2 separate regions of the Mus musculus genome follow, and region 2 is linked to region 1. Evidence: chromatin contacts called from ENCODE Hi-C or POLR2A ChIA-PET data. All regions are on one chromosome and are shown on one strand. The core of a region is the stretch at or near the end of the contact, and the rest is flanking DNA. Distances in the headings are between cores, read along the strand shown. Region 1 holds the start of Akap8 (A kinase (PRKA) anchor protein 8). Region 2 holds the start of Wiz (widely-interspaced zinc finger motifs).

Region 1 (7,287 bases), core at 1,597-4,096:
CTCTGGGACACTCATGCTGGAGAGAGAGAACCAATTCCCTTTCATTCTTTCTTTGGTTTCATAATCATGTCTGTACTCCTATGACTGAAGAAATGACCGAGCATGTTGATTCCAGACAGAATGACTCAGATATGATAGTACAGATCTACAATTCCAGCATTAGGAGATCAAGAGGATCCCAAGTTCAGAGCCAGTTTATAAACCAGGCATAGTCTAATGTTCCTGGAAGGCTGAGGCAGGAAAATTGCCACAAATCTGAGAGACCAGCATGGACTACATAGTGAGATCAGGCCAGCCTTGCCTACAAAATATCTCAAACAAAAAATAATTCCAAAACAACCAAACAAGTCCCAGAACCTCCTACGCTACCATAGCAAGACCTTGTCTCAACAAAACAAAACAAAAGGCCCAGGCTTCCCACTGAATCGAATAAATGTCTTCTATTCTGCCAGAGGCCCTGATCCGCGGAGCCGGTCTATTTCTAGTTCTTAAACTTTGGGATAGGAGCCCGGGGGTGGTGGCGCACGCCTTTAATCCCAGCACTTGGGAGTCAGAGGCAGGCGGATTTCTGAGTTCAAGGCCAGCCTGTGAGTTCCAGGACAGCCAAGGCTACACAGAGAAACCCTGTCTCGAAAGAAGAAAAACAAACAAAAAAACTAAAAAAAAAAACTTTGGGATAGGAATTACTGAGGCAAATTTGTATTTCTTGTGTATTCCATCAAATAGCTTTTCAAGTCTATAACCAGTTGCTCCACCAGTAGAGAAGTGTCTCTTTTCAGTTTTACCATTATTTCTTCATATCCAAATCCTGTGAGTTAAAATGATGCACAATATTTAAATATAGTTTCATCTATATTCTCATTTTGTTTTGGCAGTCTTATGTAGTCCAAGCTGTCCTGGAATTCACTCTATAGGTCAGAGTGGCCTTGAATTTGCAGCAGTCCTCTCTTCCTCTTAAGTGATGGGCTTACAGGTGTGCATTGCTAGGGCTGTTTTTATACCCTCTTTACTGGTTCTAAACAATTTGCTCCTAGGTGACTGCATGTGTATGTCTGTGTATCTGTGGGAGGGCGGGAGGTAGCATGTGTGTAGAAGTCAGAGGACAACTTGCAGGAGTTGGTTCTCTCCTTTATTGTATGTGACCTTAGAATTGGGTTCAATTTGCCAAGCTGTGCTTTTACCCAGAGTCATCTTGCCAGACCCTTTATTGTTTTTACATTTTACTTTTTTTGTTGTCACTGGAATTGAGGGGAGGGGGGTGGCAGTGAAGGTTTTTCTGTGTCCTGGAACTTGCTCTGAGACCAGGCTGGCTTTGAACTCAGGAAGATCTGCCCTCCTACCTCAGCCGCCCAAGTGCTGGGATTAACGATATGGGCCACCAAGCCCAGCCCTACGTTTTACTTTTAATAAGTTTTATTACATCTGGTGTGTGTGTATATATATGGGGATTGAACCTAACTAAGGCTTTAAGAATACTAAGAAAGCACTCTATCATCAAATTATTATATTATCTCCAGCTGGCCCCCTCCCCCTTTTTACGTTTTATTTTTTTATTTTTTATTTTCTTGTATGTTTTGCCTGCACATATGCTCACTATTCACATGCCTGGTGCCTGTGGTAACCAGAAGAGGGCTTCATATTCCTGGGAACTAGATTAGAGATTGTTGTCAGCCACCTTGTAGGTGGCAGAAAATGAACCTGAGTCTTTGAAATACTAACAAGTCCTTTACGCTGAGCCATCTCTCTAGCTCCCAGCCGTCTTTTATTTTCTGAGACATAGTCAAACCATGTAAACCGTTAAACTCTGTAGTCCAGGTAGGCCTTCCACTTTAATGTCCTGGAGTTACATGGCCTGTGCCACTAAGTCCAGTACTTACTATAGTTTCTATGTAAGCAGATCAGGTTTCAAACAGCAAATAAGGTGTGGGTGATCAGATCGAATCCTAGTTCCTTGCATGCCTGTCCAGACTGACTGGAATTACGCCCAAGGTCACTTACAGACACTAGGACTAGTTATTGGTGAATCTGAACCTCAGCTGGGTTTGTTGGATTCCTAGAGCAGCCTCACCAGCCCTGTCTGCCCTGCCCATAGCTTATGATGGAGCAGTCCAAGAAGTCCTCGCTTATGGTGGCCCGCAGTATTCTCAACAACAAGCTCATTAGCAAGAAGCTGGAGCGATATCTGAAGGTGAGGCAAAGGCGAAAGCACTGTCCTAGTCCTGACCTTTGTGTGAGCCTGGTCCCCATTCTATCCCAGTGATTCCTACCTCCCATTAAAGTCTCTATCCATCTCTACAGGGCGAGAATCCTTTCACTGACAACCCAGAGGAGGAAAAGGAACAAGACGAGGTGGAGGCTGGCGCTCTGGATGAAGGGGCACCAAGCGAAGCGACAGAGCTCACAGAGGGCGTGCCGGCACAGCCCCCCGTGCCCCTGGAGCCCGCCCCAGGGACTACAACACCGCCACCTCCGCCACCACCAGAAGAGGAGGAGAGCCCTGTACCCTTGCTGGGCGGAGCGCTGCAGTGTCAGATCCGCGGGATCCCGGGCCTCGACATGGAAGACGACGAGGAGGGCGGTGGGGGTCCATAACCCTTACCCGGCAGGGCTCCCGTGGCCGAGGCTGGAAGTCCAGCCTAATAAAGTGCTTTCCCATCTGAGGTCTTCGTTTGTGCTGTGGTGAGGGCGGGCCCCTAGAAGTGCGCCTGCGCGCGGGTAAACGCGCTAGAACCGCTCACGCGTGCGCGGACCTGGACGCTCTTGCGCACTAGCTTACCCTTGAGGCACAACTCCCGAGATGCTGTAGATTTGCAACCCGGAAGGCTGGGCGGATCGGCGGGGGCGGGCCCATTTGAGCAACCAATGGTAGCGCCCAGAAAGAGACGTACGCTCTTCGTCTTCCAGTAGCAGACAGCACGTTGAACGCATGCGTTCTGAGCGAATCTAAGACAAGGATCTGCTGGCGGGTCGCGTCGCAGACATGGAGCAAGGCTACGGAGGTTAGTGTGGGCTCTTCTTCACCACGGGAGACCCTGGCGCATGTGGTATTCGGGCTTAGCCTGCAGCCGGAACGCACTTGCCGCAGCCCGGTTCTGTGTGGAGTTGTCCCGGACGCGCGCGCTTCCCTTATTGGGCCTCTGCGCAATCGTTCCCGAAGCGCCGCGCGTGGATTGGCCGGTAGGACTCGGGGCGGGGGGTGCGGATGAGGCGCGAAGGCCGACGCTGTGGCCGGTTTCTGGATGCGTTCTGGACCGCTTTCACTGTGCAAGCCGAGTGGCTCTCATCGCTGCGGGACCCCAGGACCCGAGCGGTCTCAGTCCCGCCTTCTCTTCCGAAGACGCCACAAAATGGCGGCTCCAGGGGCGGGGCTAAAGCGAACGCTGAGGAAGCGGGGGGTGGAGGGGGTTGAGGTCCGGCTGGGTTGCGGCGGCCGTAGCGAGGAGAGAGTCTCAGCTCATCCTCCGCAGGTCGTCCTTGAGAGCTCGTGTCCCCGGGCTCGCTTTTCTGAAGGCTTACGGGCAGCGCGCGATCGGCCCAGCTGTGCACTGCGGCTACACCCGGTGCAGCTTTTTGGGAAAACCTGGCTGGGTCTCTGCAGTGTACGCGGCGTGAGGTGCTCGTGGGAGGTGTGCTGCCTGAGGGGCTGGGATTCTGGACTGTAACATTACGGGGGTCTGCGGAAGCGGGAACGTTGCCTTTCCTAACCTAAATGTCAGCAACTTTTCGTAATTAGGCGTCGGTTCTCGAGCTATCTGCTTTTAATCTCCTGGGAGGCCTTGACTCTGTACGGAGATTTACCCGCAGGAGATAGTTGGAACATGTGGAATGGGGTTGGAAGTGGGCACAGGGAGTGGTTAGTGGCTTCTGGCGGCTAAGGAAGGGATCTTGAGAGGCAGCAGAGTAACAAGATCCCTAGAATTGGACTTGCCAGAGAGGCCTGAGGTGTGATGAACACGTGTGCTTGGGTATCAGCCTAGTGCTCTTTGCCTTTGGGATCCTAGATCTATGTCTTCCATTCTTAGCCTTTCCACCAGATAGATACCTGTCACAACCCTGCTATACTTCTTTGGTCTAGGGAACTTCATGGTGACTCCCACTTTCTACCAGCCAATAATTTTACAGATACAGTTAGGGTATTTGCAGCCTTCCTGGTTTTTTTGTTTTTTTAACTAAGAATTTTTTTAGCCGGGCGTGGTGGCGAATGCCTTTAATCCAAGCACTTGGGAGGCAGAAGCAGGCAGATTTCTGAGTTTGAGGCCAGCCTGGTCTACAAAGTGAGTTCCAGGACAGCTAGGGCTACAGAGAAACCCTGTCTCAAAAAACCAAAAAAAAAAAAAAAAAAAAGAAGAAGAAGAAGAAGAAGAAAAAGAATCTTTTTTTTTTAAGATTTATTTATTATATGTAAGTACACTGTAGCTGTTTTCAGACATTCCAGAAGAGGGCATCAGATTTCGTTAGGGATGGTTGTGAGCCACCATGTGGTTGCTGGGATTTGAACTCGGGACCTTCGGAAGAGCAGTCAGCGCGATTAACCACTGAACCATCTGGCCAGCCCCTCCCTGGTTTCTAAGTAGCAGTTAGGTATGGCCGTACTGAGTGCCTGTCAGCACATTTAAGGGACTGTGTTACAGTGGGGCTTTTGGGATATTCTGGAAAGGGAACTAACCATTAACACTGTCAAAGTGAAGTCATTCGACAGCCTGGGACTGTGCCACTGTATCGGACTATATGCTAGGCTCCAAAAACACAAATGAAGAGAATGTATTCCCTTTCTGTTCAAAGGAGTGTTGTAGGGGGTGACTTAGAAGGTCAGAGGGAGGCTTGAAAGCTGGGGTGTTGAGTGTTTAGTTACATGGAAGCAAAGCCTAACGTTTATGTCACCGAATTTCTAGCTTGTTTCCCAGTTTCGTGGCATAACTGGCAGCACTCTGAGCTTTCCCGCTTATGTGGCGGCTAGGCCAGTACAGTGGGCACTGTGACCTAATGCTGTGTTTTGTGTCCTCTAAACTTGGTTCCCTCCCTCCCGCCACCCCCCCCCCCTTTTTTTTTTTTTTTTTTTTTTTTTTTTTGCTTTGATGTCAGCTCAGCCAGGTAAGGTATGATGGTTTGCTTGCATTTGTGGGTGGAGATAGTTCTTAAAGGCTGGAGGAGGTGCGCTGGATCACATTTACGTTCCCTCGTTGTAAGCTGACACTTCTTTAGACTCTTTGGGTGTTATCAGAACTCTTATTTCCTTGAGGTAGGACAGAATCTTGACACATGATCTTTTCACAGGCTATGGGGCATGGAGTGCTGGACCTGCCAACACCCAGGGTAAGTGGTTCCTGATTAATGGGTTGGCTTGTGGGTTTCTCCACTGCATGCCCCCTTGTAGTAGAGCCCAGCATCTGTCTTCCCTAGGGGACATTTTGCCTTTTTTTTCTTTTTAAGGAAAAACAGTACTACATGGGAGCGGAGGCTGATTAGTAAGAAGAATGCTCCTTGTGTCACTCTGCTACCTGCCACCACAGGCCTCAGTAGCACCCATGCACCCCTGTTAGTCTGTATACACAAACTGTGCGTTCCTATTATGTTTAGCATATTGTGGAACGTTTGTCTTGGGGTGCTTTTCTTGTGACCATTTAGAGAGATAAAACCTGTTTTTAAGTCAAGAGTACAAAAACAGACAGTAGGCTAGATGTGGCCTAGGCTTTTGTTCACCCTTATTTTCTGAGTCTAGAACCTGTCCCAGGCCAAGTCCCTAGCACCATTGGAGGCAAGCCACTTTTTTGTGTGCCCCGTGAAAAGGTCTTCCAGACACCTCTGCCACATAATATGTTCTTATTCAGTTGAGAATGTGATTTCCTCCCACTCCCACTGATGCCTTAGGTATGGTTGGGAATAACTAGGTTTGGTGAGAACTGAGCTTATTTATGCAGGGGATTTTCTAAGGTCCAGTGCAGCCTGTCCTCTCAGTTAGTACTGTAGTGTAGACCACCATCTTGGGGATTGCTGTGTACCTTTCTTTTCTAAGCTTTCATGGGAGAAGTCAGGCCTGCCTGGGAGAGAAATATTATTGGTGCTTTGTACCTGTTCTGTAAAACGTGAGCATGCTAAGGACCACTGACACAACCAGTCACACCCCACCTTGTGGTGCAATGAGGTGGCAGCTGTCCTTAGGTAATAACTGGTATTGAAGTGCTTATGTGTTTTTGTTTTTCCTAAGGTACATATGGAAGTGGTATGACCAGCTGGCAAGGTAAGACCTTCTGAAAGGGACCTTGAGGTGGGCAAGTGAGTCTTTAAACAGCCATCCAGAGGTACAGGTCCCCACTCCCCCATCCTGGCTGTGCACATGGCTCTGTCGATAGCCCGGAGAATAAGGCTGCTGGGCCCTGAGGCGTATCAGAGCTAGGCTGACCTGAAGGGGAGTTTGAACTTGTTTGAGAGGGATTGTGGATATAGTGCAGGAACACTTTTCAAATGTCTTTGTTAGTACCTGGAATTGCTATTCTGAGGTTCTTGGCCATCTTTGATTAGGAAACAAGTCCTTCTGTCTCTTAAAGAAAACCTGCTACTACAATCTGTGGCCACCTGTCTCTCTGGTCTTGATCACATGTGTATTGTGGTATGATGTTGGTAATGCTTAGTTCCATAACTTTTTCCTTCTTGGTGGGCAGAGAGTGCTCCTGCAGACAAGAATGTCATGGCTAGCCTCATGTGCTCAGGCCTAACATGGTTCTTCTTTCTCCTGATAGGTTATGAAAACTACAACTACTACAATGCCCAGAACACCAGTGTCCCTGCAGGAACACCCTATAGTTACGGCCCAGCCTCATGGGAGGCCACCAAGACCAATGATGGTGGCCTGGCAGCTGGGAGCCCTGCCATGCATGTGGCGTCTTTTGCCCCAGAGCCATGTACCGACAACTCAGACTCGCTCATTGCCAAGATCAATCAACGTTTGGACATGTTGTCTAAGGAAGGAGGCAGGGGTGGGATCAGCAGCGGTGGGGAGGGCGTGCAGGACCGAGACAGGTGATTATGGCCTTCAACCTTTGCTCATGGAATCCCTTTCTGGAATCACGGGAGTGGGTACCAGCTCTTTTAGAAAGCCCTCTTTCCTGTTCCTCCTTTAGGCTGGAGTTGGACCCTGTGGGGTGGGCTTCACTGAAGGTTTCCTAAACTGCTGGCCAATGAGCCTAAGATTCTTTGTTCTGGCAAGGGCTTCATGCTCTTTCTTTGTTAGCAGTGTTTGAATGAGTGTTCTTAGGCTAGTTTGCCTTCTGGGCATTTAGGTAGATACTG
Region 2 (6,991 bases), core at 3,043-5,542, 67 kb before region 1:
GAAGGAGCAGCAGGAGCACTTCCGCTGTCAGCTGCAGGATCTGTACTCCAGACTGGGAGCTGGGTGAGCCCTGCCCTTCACAGTAGCTCTTATCCCAGGTTCTTGGTCAGGATGGCCCAAATCTCTTCCAGAAAGTCCCTCCCCGCCTAAACCATCCCGCCTCTAGGTCTTAACAGTTCTATAACCTAGATGTGTCACCCTCAAGTTACCAGTTCAAGCCCTGGCAGCCTCTCCCTGCAGGGCCTATCTCACACCTGTCTTTGACTAGTCCTTTTATTTACTCACACCCCCTCAACCAGCCCCTTATAACCCGATTAGGCCATCTGGGCCCTTCCTGCCCATTGGTCAGTCTCAGCCTTCAAATTGATTAAGCATTCCATCACCCCACCCCACCCCAGTGTGTTCCTTCTGTGAAACTAGATTTAACTTTGTAGTCCAGGCTAACCACGCACTCTCTCTCCATCCTCTTGGGCTTTAGCCTCAACCCCCCACCTTGAGTTACAGGGTTGCACCACTACACTTGGCTAGTCTTTGCATCTTAGCTATGCCAAGCTCTAATCAAACCTTGCTTCAGATATACTTATGCCCTGCTCTCTAAACCCCAACTTCACTCCAAGCCCTGCCCACTGAATTCTTGGCAGTGCACTCAGGATGAAAGGGACTTTCTCTGTTTCTGACTTGCCCACTCTCTTGCCCCTGACCCCCACAGTATCTCAAAGTTGGATTCTAAGGGTGGTCTCCCAAGCAACGGAAGCCACAGGCTGAAAAGTCTGGTAAGACTCTTGCCTGAGACTGGAGGGGAGTAGGGAGTGTGCTTGGTATATACCCCCAACCTTCACCCCAACCTCAAACCCACTTCCACTGCCTTCCCAGGAACAGCGCCTGACTGAGATGGAATGTTCTCAGGACCAGCTGAGGGATAGCCTCCAAAGCCTGCAACTTCTTTCAAAAACACCAGGATCTCGGAGCCAGCCCCTGCCTCTCAAAGCACCATGTGTCAATGGAGCTGATCTGTCAATGGGCACTTGAGCATTTCACCCCACTCCATATATGGTCTGGAAGCCAAGAGAGCCACTACAGAGGATTTTCTGACTGCCTCAGCCCTTCATGGCCTTCAGTGGGGGACAGAGTGGGAGGTGTCAATCACTCTGGTAACTGTGAGGTTGCCCAGTAAATCCATTTCAGAAAATCACCGGTTTCTCTGCCCCTACAAATGATTAATACAAGAGAATGCCCAGTTCTCCATTCAGGTCTCCCAAATTCATACCTAATTTGAAGTCTCCTGAAGTTGGAAATAATGAGCAGATCCTCACAATTGGTGTGATCTAAGGTTGTCACTTTAAGAGACTCCATTCTCTCCTCTGTAAAGTGTATCTAAAAATTCTCCACATAGTGGAAAACTCTTAGTTAAAGGTATTCAATAAAGGGTATTGATCATTTTTGGGGGGAACCACCTGCTTTTCCATGAAGCACAGACCTCCCACCCACCTATCCAACCTCATCCCCTACCAATATTTCAAGCTCCAAGTAACAGAATCTTTCTAGATGCCATATCACAATCCAGGCACGTTATGGCAGGGAGGGCAATGAGTCTGGGAGACAGATGGAGGGTATGTGAGAATACAGTTGAGTTTTATGGCTGGTTGAGTAAGGTGGATGAGACAATAGGCAGGTGACTAGGTTAGCTACTTCACTGATCATTTGACCTGGTTTAAGGCAGATCTCTAATCAAAATGGATATATTTACTTAGAGAAGGCTAATAGGAAATTAATACTTGAACTAAATGAGTAATCAAATACACACACACACACACACCTCACATTTATTGAGGTCTTTTGGGACTCCCAAATGAGCCGTGGGAAGATAATAAAGTAGACAGACATGAACTCCTGTCACCATTTGGTGATGACAAATATGCAACTAATGGATGACTGTATGGATGGATGGATGTTGGTAGGACTGTTGAATCCCTTGACTGTGGATAGAGAAGCAATGGACTAGTACATGGGATATGAGTGGGTAGATTAAGTGGATTTTTGGATAGATGAGTGTTTAGAGAGGTGATTTGTTTATTGTGTTGTTGAGAGGTTGACAGATTGAGTATGTAGATATATGGGTGGACAAATGGGTAATGGATGGGAGAAAGCAACCAGTTTGTGATGTGTGTATATGGGCTAGTCTGGAGGCCATGATCCCAAAACCTAGGCGGAGGAGAGCTTAACATTCGGTACAGACGTAAAGTAATGGAGATGTTTACGTCCAATACAAACAACGAGGAAAGACGACTGACCTTATGACTGGCAGAGATTGAAAGCTAAGAACTGATGCTGGGTGGAGTCCTCAATGAGCTATGAATGATCCGAGAGAAAACTTCTACGTTTCCCTGCTGTGAACTCACCTGTTATTAACAAACCTACATGTTATTAACAAACCTAGTATAGAAAGAACCAGTGGGGTGCAGAGGACAGTATGTTGTCATGGTAACAGAGCCCCTCCCTAGACGCTAAGGTCCTGCGGCTCCTTTAAGGGTGACCTGCTTGGCCACTCCCAATATGGCGGCGCGCCCGTTGGATTCCCCACCCCACCCCCAAAGTGGCACAAGGGGGGGCAGACCTCCTCATCATGGCGGCGCGGCGGGGCTGTCGCGCTGAGGTCACGTCGGCACGCCGGGGGGGAGGGGCGGGGCGGTGGGGGGGGGAGCGATTTAAAGGGACAATGTCCCCCGAGCTGTGGAGGCAGCGGTGGCTGCGGAGGCCGTGGCACCGGCACCAAGAGGGGCAGCAGCTGTAGTGGCAGCGACGGCCCTATGAAGTAGGGGAGTTCCCGGCCAGCGACTACGCCTCCCCCGGTGAGGCTCGACCCAGCCCGGGAAGCTCGCGGACGGGGCGGAGCTGGAGCAGGGAGGGGAGGCCTGGGCCCGGTCGGGCCGGGCGGGACCCCCTGGGGCGGGGGAGGGGCGGGGCCTGCAGGGGCGGGGCCTGCAGGGGGCGGGGCTGTACAGGTGGGGGGAGGATCGGGGGTCTCGAGGCAGGTGTCTCCCCCCCCACCTCAGCTCGTCCCGCGGGGTCTCCCGCCCCGAGGTGCACGGGCGAAGGGCGCATCCTGGGGACCCTGGCTTCCCCGCAGGGTGCGTCCGCGCAGCGCCGCCCCTACCTCTGCGACCCCTGCGGGAGGTGGGGTAGGGAACGACCATCTGGACTGGAGCCCCCTCCCCAAGCTGCCAAAGTGCTCCGAAGTTGCGGTCCTGCCCGATCCCCGCCAGCAGTGCCTACCCGAGTGGGCACCCGCAGGTGCTTTCTCCAGGCCTGGGCAGGGACCCCTCCAGCCAAGACTGTCAACCCACCCTGTGTAGGGCCCCCCGGGAGCGCCCAGGCCCTCGAGGGCAACGCCTGCTACCAGGCCTGGAGCCCCGGCCCCGCCCCGGTTGCCTGGGCCGGGCCTCACCACCATCTCCCTGGGGAGAGCGCCTCATTCCTGCCCTTCACTTTCTGCTCTACCTTGAAGGTATTTATAGGTGGAGAGGACAATCGCCCTCCTCCCCCCCAGGGTCCTTATTTCTGAAACAGGAGCCCCATCGGTCCTTTTCATCCTCGGGCCAGAACAACCAATATCGGTGGAGGATGCAAGCAATACTATTGGAAGGTGGCAGGGTGGAGGAGCCCAGGCTTGGTATGCATGAGAGATCATGCTAAGAGAAGGGAAAGGGTTAATGGTGGGGTCACTTGAGCGTGTGGAGAGGCTAAGGGGTTAATAACCCTACATTCCTGGGTAGGGAGAAGGATGTGAATGTTGGAAAAGTGTAGGGGTAATTGATACGGGGCAACAGAAGTGAGTAAAGTATAAGGGCAAAGATGGGGGCCCTCGAGACCCTGCACTGGGGAGAGAGCGGGGACCCTGGAAACTGGAGGCATGGCTGTAGGTTATGCAGTCACAGGAAAGCAGCTGGACACGGTGAAGCTGTGAGTGAGCCATGGGAGGAATAGGTGGAGGTGGAAGGAGTGATGAGGGAGGGCTGAGGTGACTGAATGTGCGTGTGTAACTGTGGTGAATGGAGGCTGTGAAGAAGCTGGGGAAAGAGAACGCTTTAGTGTACTGAGACTCGCTCCCAGTAGAGGTGATTGGATTATAATAGGAGTGAATGGAACCTCAACACCACTTAACCCCTCACTTCAACTAAGAGACAAACTGAGGCCATAGGCTTTGAAGGAGAGGACTAGGGTTCTGAGAGAGGGGAGAACAAACAGAATTCTCTTCTTACTCTCTTAAGGTCTTCCTTGTCTTTGTCTCCAGGCCCACAATGTCCTGCTGAACCTGCCAGGTACTGAGTGAAGATTCACGGCTGGCACCCATGGAGGGGTTACTGGCAGGTGGCCTGGCTGCCCCGGATCATCCTCGAGGCCCCGCTCCAAGAGAGGACATCGAGAGTGGGGCTGAGGCTGCTGAGGGGGAAGGTGATATCTTTCCATCTTCTCATTACCTGCCAATCACCAAAGAAGGCCCTCGAGACATTCTGGATGGCAGAAGTGGCATTTCTGGTAAGAGGGCTCTGTGGCCCTAAAGAAGCTTCCCACTTGGTCCCCCAGGCCCAGAGAGAGTCAGGTCACCCCACCCAGCAGGGGCTGAGTTGCAATTGGAATTCTGTTCGATGCACATAGCCTCCTTTAGTGCTCCACGTACCGCTTTTCAGTTTGCCCTTATGAAAACAGATGTCTTGGGAGCCCATGACTGGATGTAAGAAACTGGGATTCATACTTGTAGTGTCCTGGCTTTCCTCTCTAAGCTGGACACCAGCTGTATCCAAATCCCATGTCAGTACCCTGAGCTCTTTGCCCAAAGCCCACTTGTTCCTTCTTGCAGTCTTGATGGAGTGGAGCTCCTGAGCGAGTGCCCTCTAGTGGTAAGGTAAAGTCTGGGGAGATTCGAGTTGCCTCTTTCCATCTTGATTTACCCCATACAAGGCTAGCTCACACTGTCCCCACCTCACAATTTGTTGTTCGTTTATTAAACACTGAGCACCTGCTGTGCCACTTTCTGTTCTGGGTGCTGGGGAAATAATCATAAAGAGACAAAAGTCCCTGTCCTCCAGGGGTTGGCATTCCAGAAGGGAAGGTGGACAAGGAACGACTGAGCAGATGTCATAAGGGCAGGTTATGCAGGCTATGCAGATATTAAACTGAGTGCCAGGACCATGGCTGGGCGCTCCAGGAAAAGCCACCTGACACAGTGGTGTTTGAGGCACAGCACAGAATGAGTGGTGGGACGTGCCCAGCAGGTGGCGGGACAGCATGGGCAAAGGCCCTGCAGAGGGGAGGAGCCTGGTATGTTTAAGGACTTAACAGGAATCTGGTGTGGCTGGTCCCCCAAAACTTGGCCTTCTAATAAATTCCGAGCACCTCTTCTGTGGTTCCTACATGCCAAGTTCTTTGTCTTCTCAATTCACATCATACTTAGAACCTTTGTCGGAAGAGCCTCCGTTATTTAGTATCTCATGTTAGGAATGGGAAATTCAAAACCCTGAGGGGTGAAGTCAGTAGTGTGGCCTTACACCCCTCTTCCTTCTTTGTTTTATTCTGTTCTTTATAGAACTGGGGATTGCACGTAGGCCCTTGCACATACTCTGCAAAAGCTGTTCCATTGAGTTCTGCCCCAGCCCTCCTCTTTAGTTTTTTGGGTTTTTTGTTTTTTGGTTTGTTTGGTTTTTTTGTTTGTTTGTTTGGTTGGTTGGTTGGTTTTTTTTTTTTTTTTTTTTTTTTTTTTTTTTTTTTTTTTTTGAGACAGGGTTTCTGTGTAGTCCTGGCTGTCCTGGAACTCACTTTGTAGACCAGGCTGGCCTCGAACTCAGAAATCCGCCTGCCTCTGCCTCACGAGTGCTGGGACTAAAGGCGTGAACTACCATGCCCGGCCCTCTTTAGTTTTAAATTAACTTCCCTTTCATTCACTTGTTCTTTCTCCTGGCATTTTGTTTTGTGCATTTTACATGTTAGGCAAGCACTCTCCCACTAAGCTACATTTCCATGCCTCATCTTATTTTTTAAGTTTTGATTATTTTTATGGTATGAATGAATGTCTGTATGTGGGTATGTGCACGTGACTGCCGGTGCCTGAAGAGGCCAGGGCTGTTAGATACCTGGAGCTGGAATCCGAGATACTTCAGAGCTTCCCAGCCTTCCCTTTTAAGTTTTTTTTCTTTTTCATTATTATTATTTTATGTGTATGGTTGTTTTGTGCACATATATATCTGTGCAGCTCCTGTATGTAACATCTGCAGGGGCCAGAAGAAGGTATCAGATCCATTGCAACTGGAACTACAGACAGTTGGGAACTGCCAAGTGAATGCTGGGAATTGAACCCTTCCTTTGGAAGAGCAGAAAGTTCTCTTAAACACTGAGGCATCTCTCCAGTCACTCCCTGTTTTTTTGTTTTATTCTGCTGTGCGTTTTTTTTTTTCTTTTAAGATAGGGTTTCTCTGTGTCGTCTTCCCTGGTTGTCTTGGAACTCACTCTGTAGATCTGGCTGGTCTTGAACTCAGAAATCTACCTGCTTCTGCCTCCCTCCCGAGTGCTAGGATTAAAGCTGTATGCCACCATGCCAGGCTTCTTTTTAAGCTTTTGAGTAATTTTTCTTCTTTCCACCCCCCACTCTTTTCTGTTGTTTTCTTTCTTGTTTTGTGTTTTGTTTTGCTGAGTTTGTAACCCAGAGCCTCAAAAAGTTAGGCATGTACTCTTGCACTCAGCCCCATTCCCAGAGCCCTTTATTTATTTATGGCCCCTCTACACTTTTGGAGCTCCTTGATCTGACATTGCGTAGCAGCTCTTCTCATGATGCTCAGGTATTTATGAACCCACCTTTCTAGAGTGTGGTAAAGAAGGGGCCTAGCACATGCCATCCCTGCTGTCATGGAGCCCTTCATCTGGGTCAGGGAAGATGAACCAAGACGTAGAGTGAGGAGGAAGCAACATGAAGCACGGAGATCAGTACAGAAGCCCTAGC

What was found. Hi-C counts contacts between places; a loop is a spot of excess contacts on that map. ChIA-PET counts read pairs that join two places held with the same protein, here RNA polymerase II (POLR2A).
Region 2: a loop to region 1 is called in a map of left cerebral cortex, with 4 times the contacts of the local background. The contact joins the promoter of Wiz here to the promoter of Akap8 in region 1. A Hi-C loop is called at or near these places in 1 of 37 maps with a recorded cell type or tissue (left cerebral cortex). POLR2A ChIA-PET finds 5 or more read pairs at or near these places in 1 of 5 experiments (Patski).

The regions. Positions count from the first base shown.
Region 1 is chr17:32,316,797-32,324,083 of GRCm38, reverse strand. It overlaps Akap8 (A kinase (PRKA) anchor protein 8), which reads left to right and starts at 2,846. Exons shown (of 14, transcript NM_019774.5): 1 at 2,846-2,999; 2 at 5,275-5,313; 3 at 6,206-6,238; 4 at 6,738-7,017. The coding sequence starts at 2,981. Akap8l (A kinase (PRKA) anchor protein 8-like) reads left to right here. Exons shown (of 14, transcript NM_017476.2): 13 at 2,093-2,188; 14 at 2,299-2,660. The coding sequence ends at 2,592.
Region 2 is chr17:32,385,118-32,392,108 of GRCm38, reverse strand. It overlaps Wiz (widely-interspaced zinc finger motifs), which reads left to right and starts at 4,292. Exons shown (of 11, transcript NM_001372227.1): 1 at 4,292-4,536. The coding sequence starts at 4,350. It overlaps Rasal3 (RAS protein activator like 3), which reads left to right. Exons shown (of 18, transcript NM_001374604.1): 16 at 1-63; 17 at 710-773; 18 at 874-1,450. The coding sequence ends at 1,029.